Linked DNA regions of Homo sapiens: all the other regions are linked to region 3. Evidence: chromatin contacts called from ENCODE Hi-C or POLR2A ChIA-PET data. All regions are on one chromosome and are shown on one strand. Each heading gives the region's core, a stretch centred on a gene start or an enhancer-like site at or near the end of the contact. The rest is flanking DNA. Distances are from core to core; before and after follow the strand shown.

Region 1 (2,700 bases), core at 76-2,575, 1.4 Mb after region 3:
CTGTCGGTCTCTGCCCAAACAGCACAAGGCTCAGGACCAGCACAAGGGCCTGTGTCACCATGCCAGGATGTTTGAAACTCCTTTTTGGCTGCTAATTAGGGCTGGTCACCCCTTTCCCATCAATTCCCAAAGCCTGACACACAGCTACTGCCCTTCTACAGTAGCTTACAGACTACTTGCCCATCCTTTGAGATACAGCTGAAATCTCCATCTCCAGGATTGCTAGACTTAAATTTCCTAAAACCAGCAGCCCTTCCTCTTCCCCAACCTACACATGTCAGAGTTGGGTGGAACCTTAGAACTCACCCGCTCATCTTCTAAGTGAGGAAATCAAGACCAGAGAGGGGAAGTGATTCACCCAATCTAACAGCATGGAAGTGGCAAAACTGGGACTAGATTTCAGTCCATCTGGCCACCTACCTCTCCATGTAATTCCAATGATTCTGAACATGCACCGCTCTGAATGAGCTTGTGTTCCTTTAGTCTACGTAAAATCAACATTAAATCCACTTGGGACGTATTTTTGGCAAAGTTAGCTCACGCTTCTTTGGGTCTGCCTGTCTGTCATTCTTGGGGTGCTCTTGTATGTGTGGCAGTGGTCTCTGAGTTGTAAGAGGTGTGTGCCTACGGCCAATTATCTGTGTTTGTTTCTATATTAGGGTCATGGGTCTACGAGCTGCTGTAGAGTCCCTGTATATGTCTCTTTTCTTACATGGAGCATATATGTCAATTTGTGGTTGTTGGTTTTGGATCTGTGTACTTGTTGAGTGCTTAAGGGTAATTATGATTCTGTATGTGTGATGTATATGCTACGATTATGGGTCCATGGCTGCTGCATACCTATATACGTGCCGCTTTTCAAGTCGAAGGTTGTGTGTTTGCTGATGATTTGGATGTGTGTTTGTACACAGTGAAGGTTGTGAGTCCAATTGCAATCGTATCGGCGTGGACTGCATGTTTAAAGGCTTAAGGGAATCTGTCTTTGCCTTTTGCTCCCGGGTTATGAGAAAATGTATGTGGCTGTGCGTCCAGGACAGCAATGTGTTTGTCTCTCAGCCAAGCTCAGTCCTCACCCAGGCACCGGGGTCACGGTCACGTTCACGTTCCGTGGACGCCTTGGCACGGCCTCCCAAGGGGGCGGGGCCTGGGGGGTATCCGCCTTCTGACCCCTGGGAGATGCCTCCTTTCTCCGAGCAGCAGCCGGGGGCCTGGCCGGCGCCGCCAGCCGGGCCCCGCCCCCCCGGCTCCCGCCCGCTCATTGGCCCTGGCAGCGGTGACGTCACGGGGCTAGCTGACAGAACCCCGGCGCCGGGCGCTCGGGAGGTATTGTCCGTCCCTCCGGGCTTTGTAGAATCGTCGCCGGCTTACCTGGCCGTGGGCGCGTCCTGGCCGCTGCAGCCCGGAGCAGGGTGCCAGCCGCCGCCGCCGCCGCCATGGTGTCCCCGGTCACTGTGGTGAGTGAGCGAGCGAGCGAGCCAGTGCCCGGCGCGGCTGGAGCCCACCGGCCTGGCCACCGGACTTCGGCAGGCCGAGCTGCCGAAGGGGCCGAGGCGGGGCGGGGGTCCCGTGGCGGCCGGAGTCCCGCGGCGGGAGGCGGGCGCTGTCACCGCCCCCCGCTCCTCAGACTCGCGGCGCCCCTCCTCGCGCGCCCCCAGCCCGCCCGCGGAGGGAGGAAAACACTGGCCACGTGACTCGGAAGCGTGACTTTGTTGATCTCCATGTATTTGGCGCGGGTCGGCGGGGTCGCGGCCCGGGAGAGGGAGGGGACCGCTGCCGGCCGCAGAGTTCCGCGTAGGCGGACCACAGGGAGGCGTGGGGGCGGGGGATGCTGGGAGGATAACAGGGACCTCCTGGGAATGCCGTCCCAAGTTTGTTTCCTAACCTTCCTCATTTTGTAAACAAGTTGGCGGACGCCCCTGAGTCTAAGAAGCGCTGATAACGCGCTGGGGGAAAAGGGGGCATTCTCTATGACATCCCCTGCTTTTCAGACTTTCTCAACTTGAACCTTTTGTTTCGTCTCCCCATCCTCCTTATTCTACTACTGGGTTCCCTATAACTGTCAGGGTCTCTCCAGCTACTGCCAGTATCTCCTTCTAGAAAATATGGGGCTGGGAGAGGCCATGGAGCGGAGGTTAATGCTCCCAGGGGCTGGCAGGTGGTTGCTGGGCATTGTGGGCCTGGGCATCCCCTCCAGCCGCCTCCTCTGACCATGCCCCTACCCTGACCAGCCTTAATTTCCATGGGAAGTGGAAGTCATCTCTTCTCACTGCTCTTACCTCTGGCAGAACAAGGAAAGGCTTGGACCCTGGAACCACCCATCCGCCTCTTCCCAATCCTCCTCATCACAGTCTGATCAGTCCTTAGGTACCTGGTCGTCTGGACTCTGAGTGTTTCCCAAGTCCTGTGCTGGGCAGCTCACCTAGCCAGAGACACAATCGCTTTGGGCAGAGTGTGGGTGTACAGGGAACTCCAGCTGCTCCATATCACCCTCAATGGATCTGTTAGCAGCCCAAGGAAAGGAGTTTCAAGGATCACAGATTCAGAACATCGCTGCAGCCCCCTCCCCCAGCTTGGACTCTGCCTGCAGTGGCCTTGGGTACAACCTTTCTTTAGCTGCCCTCTGCTAATCCGGCTGAGACCAAGTCAGCTGCTCTAACTTCCCCCTCTCAGTTCCCCATCTCCCAGCCTGTCTGCTGGCTC
Region 2 (2,700 bases), core at 135-2,634, 1.3 Mb after region 3:
TCTCCCAGGGCCACTGACAGACCGCCCCGGGGGGCCCAAGCCACTCACTGGTCGTCGAAGTTCATGTGGACTGCTCACAGGCCGGCCAGGGCCACGAGAGCTGCCCAAGGGTCTTGCAGAACTAACTGAACCACTGATGGGTCGCCCAGGGCCACCTGAGCTGCTTGCAGGTTGTCCAGGGCCACATGTACCACTGACTGTCCGCCTAGAGGGATTTGAGTCATTGGTTGGCTTCTTGGACCCACTGATTGATCGCTCAGGTCCTGAGCTGGAGCTGCCATTCTGGCGCCTAGGCACAGGGCCAGAACTAACTGTGGGTCGAGCAACCCCTGTGCTGGGCTGCCCAGGGGCTGAGCTAGAGCTGCTGCCTGGCTGCCTGACACCTGGACTCTTAGCCTTATTGTGTGGGGTGACCATGGGCCCAGGCCTGGAATGGCTAGGATGGGACAGAGATTTTTTGGCTTTGTGCTCAACAGCAGATTTCTGAGTCCTGCTAGCAGAAGTCTTTGGGACACTTGGTGAAGAGGTGCTGGAATGAGGCTTTCCAGCTCCATTAAAAACAGGTTTGTCGTGGCCCTCACGAAGTGAGGGTTGGGAGCTATTGCCAGATCCTGCCTTGATCCTCTCTCCTGGCATGGATTTGGATGAAGACAAAGCGAGGTGTTTCTCATTGGCCATGCTGGGTCTTGATTTCTTCTCAGCATGAGGAAGGGGCATTCCTTTGGAAGAAGGATGCCTGTCTCCAGAACCTTTGCTAAGTTTTGTGCCCACACTTTCTTTCTGAGAGGGTGCCTTTTTGGACACAGTTGGAGGTAGTTTTCCATCTGTCTCAAGTTTTTTTCTCCTATGCTTTCGTTCAAGGAATTCTCGCTCCCTAAGTTCTTCTGCGGTCATAGGTCGCTCTTCTGATTTCTTCACTACCTTGATTTCCACTGGTTCAAACTGCTTTTTCTCAGCCAGCCTGAGTAAATCAGTGAAGTTCATGGGTGGTGGGGCACTTTTAAGGGGGACCTTTGGTTTGCTTTCAACTTTGGGAGGTTCTTGCTCTTCCTCATACTCCTGCTCTGACTCTGCGTGATTGTACTCGAGGAATTCATTCTCTTCTTCCATTTCATACTCTCGGTCGGTTCCTTGGCTGGTATGGCTTTCTGTTGCCTGCCTCTTCTTTGACTTTTCCTCAATAGGAATCCCATTGTAACCATGGAAATTATCCTTTGTCCTCTTGGCCATAGCTCTTGCTTTCTTGTCATGTTTGAGCTCAATTCGCTTTTTCACTAGTTCCTCTTTTCTCCTTTTCTCCTCTAAGGCTAAAAGGGACAAAACAAGAATATGTTATTACTTCGAGATCTCAAGATTGCAGTATGCTCAAGTGAAAACACAACGTTCAGGTTACAGTTTGAAGACATCTAGGAATCAAATGAGGAAGTCATGTGAACAAGTATCAATTGAGTCATCTTTACATAATGAGTGGGAGACATATGGGTTTTTCTATATGACTAAGCAAGTGGGAGACTTGGTTTTCAGCTTTAAATATACAAAATACTTCAAACCAAATACATTACCAAGTTAAGAGAACATTAGTATCCACTTAGTAGTTGTTATTAATTATGATTCAATGAATACTTAAACATATTGAATCAGTTTCTTTGTATTTGCATGAAGTAGAACTATTCGAAATAAAGACTTTAAAACTTATCTCTATTTTAGCCTTTTAGATAGCATTCTGTTAATAAAAATTAAAATACAAAATGGGTAGAAACACTTTCAGAACCAAGATTAAAGAAAGAATGGAGTTCTTACTGGGGACTTACTATGGCCAATTAGAAGACATGGCTACTAACCCCCAAAAAGCTGTTACTTCAAGGGGAGAAAAAAAGAAAACGTTTATACAAATGATCGAGGTAACATATGTAAAGCCATGAATACAGTCAGTTAACCTGGACACACACACACACACACACACACACACACCCTCCCAAATCTGTTGGCCTGTTATGTTTTTATAGACAGCCACTGGTTTAGTACAAGCTAGATGGTGAAGATGGAATACTTTAAAATTGAGAATAAGGCTATAGATACATACCTTTTCGTCTCAGCTCCTCTTCTTTCCTTTTAAGAAAAGCTTGTACAGCTGCTGATTGGACACCTTTAACTTTTGGGTCTTTTTTTGGAGGCCCCACTGCCAAACTATACCTTTTCTAAAAACAAAAACAGTAAAAGTTAGAAGCAATTCAACTTTTAAAATACATTATTAGGTATAAGGCACTGTGCCAGGTAATAAGAGGTATAAATGTTAACTGTGAAACCTATTCTGAATAATTGAGAGATCATATAACCCATAATAAAGCTTAGCTATAAAATTTCAGACTATTTATTACGTATGGTGATTTTGGGGTACAAAGTTTCCATGTAACATCCCAAAATAATGCATAAATGAACAATTCACAGAAACACTGTTTTCAGGCTATTTTCCAAAAAAGAACCTGGACTGGGTAACTAAATGAAATCACCACTTAGAAGAATCGATTATTTGTGTTTTAAAATTCTGATTTAGGCTGGGCTCAGGGTCTCATGCCTGTAATCTCAGCACTTTGGGAGGCGGAGGCGGGCGAATCATGAGATCTGGAGTTCGAGATCAGCCTGGCCAACATGGTGAAACCCCATTCCTACTAAAAACACAAAAAATTAGCTGGGCGTAGT
Region 3 (2,700 bases), core at 1-2,500:
AGAGTCCAGTTGTGCAACAGAGGCAATCTGGCTGGTAGTACTTCCTGATAACAGAAGCTTTCATTGCTAACATACTATGTGGCAGATTCTGTACTGTGTGTTTTTGTTTGTTTGTTTTTTTGAGACAGGGTCTCACTCTGTGGCACAATGATCATGGTTCACTGCAGCCTCGGCCTTCTGAGCTCAAGTGATCCTCCCGCCTCTGCCTCCGCCTCCTGAGTAGCTGGGACTACAGATGTGCGACACAGCACCTGGCAAATTTTTAAGTATTTTCTTCAGACTGAAACATCATTGTGTTAAAGATAAAAAAGTAAAAAATATTCTTGTAGAGATAGGATCTCACTGTTGTCCAGATTGGTCTCAAATTTTTGAGCTCAAGCCATCCTCCTGCCTTGGCCTCCCAAAGTGCTGGCATTACAGGGTGAGTCACCATGCCTAGTCTGTACTGTTTTCCTGGCAATGTTATCTCATTCAATCTTCGTGAATAACCCTAAGGTAGATATGATACCAATTTTTCAGGTGAAAAAAACTAATCGGCAGGATGAAACTTCGTAAACAGCCTGTGGCTCCAAAAGCTTCTGGAAGGCTCAAGCTACCCATGTGCATCTTTGAGCCTCAGTTTCCCCATCTTTAAAATGAGGGGTTTGGAATAGATGTCTGTTCTCTGGGGCAGGATGCAGAGGAAAGAGCTGTCTGCGAATGGGCAAGAGAGAAGGTGGGTAAATACAGTTAAACCACAGTGACCGAGGGCCCAGCACAACGGGGGTGGGTGCGGTTACAAATGCCGTTAAGATTCCCGCCAAGGCGGAGGACGGGGGTGTCAGAGCCGAGCGAGGCCTGTGGGCGAGAATAGGCCTGACAGCCATTCTCCGACCTGCGTGGGCGCTGCAGGCGCAGGCCAGAGGCCAAGGGAGAGGCGATCCCTGGGGCTCTGCCCGGGTCTCAGGACGGCACCTCACCCGCCCGAGTCCTGCTCCACAGGATTCTCCGGGTAAGCTAGGGAAGGAAGAGGCGCGGCCTCCTGAGCCCGCATCTCAGAGCGCCACGTCCCTCCTGGCTCAGCCTCCCACCAGGCTCCACAGCTTCGGCCCTCCTCACCGCCCGCCTCCAGGCTCCCCGGCGCGGCCTTGTCCCTGCTCCCGCCAATCGGCGTCGTCAGCAATCGCGAACCGGACCAATCAGCGGCCGCAGAGTGTGGGAACTGTCGCCATGGCAGCCAGGAGGCGGGCGCGCGCGGCGGGAGGAGGGGCAGAGCGGAGCGGTGGGCCGGGGGCTGGAGGACAGGTTTGTGCGCTGGACGCAAGCACCAGGCGCAGCCTCGCTCGCCGAGACCCGGCCAGGTAAGGCCGGTGGCCGCGCGGTAGGTGCGGAGCAGCGCGGCGGGAGATTAGGGGTGGGGGAGTCCGGAGATAAGGCTCCGGTCTTCGCCTGCCTTGCCAGAGCAGAGAGGATGGTGGGGGCCGTGCTGTGGGCGGGGCACCGGCGGGGAGGGGGCTCCCAGCGCGAGCCGGAGGCGCTGGGTTCCCTCTGCTCCACTCGCAGCTGGGCACCCGAGCTTTCTTCGGGGTCGAGGAGGGTGGCTGGCTCTTGGCGGGGAGCAGGAGAGGGTAGGTGCCAAACCGAGACCCTGGCGGGGTCCCTTCGGGTTTGGGCAGGTCGATGGGCAAGGGGGTGCCCACTAGTGAGGAGGGACACCCACCAATTCCAGGCGATGCTCCCCTGTGCCGCTCAGCAAAGCTAGGCCCGGGGATCCTGCTCTTCTCCGGTCTGGTTAAGCCAGCAACCTCTGACACTTAGGAGAAAGTTAGTGTAAGTCGTGATATGCTTTTCACTTAAGTGACAAATTAGGTACGAGATGAACCCTTTTGGTTTTAGGAGATGAGAAACAGTATTTCCTTGTTGCACCTGCTAAGTGGCAACTCAGTGAGCAAATATGGTTATTGTGGTTGGTGTTTGCAACGGTCTTAGATGACAGTTATTTTACAGTATCAAATGGCTGGGAGAGGGAGGGAAAGAAGGAGAGAGAGAGAGAGAATATGAGGGAATGAGAATGAACGGGAACCATTATGATTTTTGAGAGACAGAACCTCTTGAAATTCTATGTCTGCTAAACTTCTAAATTGAATAATGTACATTTTATGCAATTGAATAAGCTAGTGCTACCATTTAAGCCTGCTACTAAGGCTCTGTTAAATCCGTGGACGAATATGAACACTAAAAGATATTACCTTGGTTTAAAAATAGGGGAGGTTAAATGCAAATATTTCTGATAGTGAATTTTGTTTGAGGGAGATTGTGGACTTTCCCTATGGGAAAGTTAAAGAATTGATGAGATAGATGCTTTAAGGAATGTTTTTGTTTTTTGAAACTTGAATAAGTTCAACAAATGTTGAACAAATATTTCAACAAATCTTCTTCAGCTAATAGGGTCAAAAATTAAAATTCTGGAAATTTAGAATTAGAAATGAAATCTCAAATAATGTCACTCTCCTAATTAGGATGAACATGGAAACTTCTATTTCTCATCGTGGTCTTCAAGCTTTCCATGATCTCATCTACCTTTGTAGTAGGGGGTCAAATTTTTTTTTTAACTAGACAATTTTAGAAACTTAAAGGAGGCAAAAATTTATTTCTGTCTCCGTGTGTTTACTCATGCTCTTCTCTATCCAAATTTTACCCATCTTTTTTTTTTTTTTTTTT

The links. Hi-C counts contacts between places; a loop is a spot of excess contacts on that map. ChIA-PET counts read pairs that join two places held with the same protein, here RNA polymerase II (POLR2A). Pooled maps may share reads with other maps.
Region 1: a pooled map shows a loop between it and region 3 (7-fold over the local background). The contact joins the promoter of TMEM86A here to the promoter of NUCB2 in region 3. A Hi-C loop is called at or near these places in 1 of 168 maps with a recorded cell type or tissue (ascending aorta) and 4 of 50 pooled maps. POLR2A ChIA-PET finds 5 or more read pairs at or near these places in 2 of 52 experiments (PC-9 and activated T-cell).
Region 2: a loop to region 3 is called in a pooled map, with 4 times the contacts of the local background. The contact joins the enhancer-like site here to the promoter of NUCB2 in region 3. A Hi-C loop is called at or near these places in 3 of 50 pooled maps. POLR2A ChIA-PET finds 5 or more read pairs at or near these places in 2 of 52 experiments (PC-9 and activated T-cell).

Annotation. Positions count from the first base shown.
Region 1 is chr11:18,697,454-18,700,153 of GRCh38, forward strand. TMEM86A (transmembrane protein 86A) reads left to right here and starts at 1,326. Exons shown (of 3, transcript NM_153347.3): 1 at 1,326-1,454. The coding sequence starts at 1,434. RefSeq lists an enhancer at 1,033-1,534 and a silencer at 1,128-1,437.
Region 2 is chr11:18,614,792-18,617,491 of GRCh38, forward strand. It overlaps SPTY2D1 (SPT2 chromatin protein domain containing 1), which reads right to left. Exons shown (of 6, transcript NM_194285.3): 2 at 2,084-2,198; 3 at 1-1,307. Among named protein-coding and RNA genes, the nearest start is that of MISFA, 16 kb to the left of the region's middle. RefSeq lists an enhancer at 822-2,021. Within about 2 kb of position 1,385, at least 2 of the 41 ENCODE cell types and tissues checked have a DNase peak (open chromatin) inside an H3K27ac peak, as active enhancers do.
Region 3 is chr11:17,275,489-17,278,188 of GRCh38, forward strand. It overlaps NUCB2 (nucleobindin 2), which reads left to right and starts at 1,251. Exons shown (of 14, transcript NM_005013.4): 1 at 1,251-1,340. RefSeq lists an enhancer at 805-894 and a silencer at 1,085-1,514.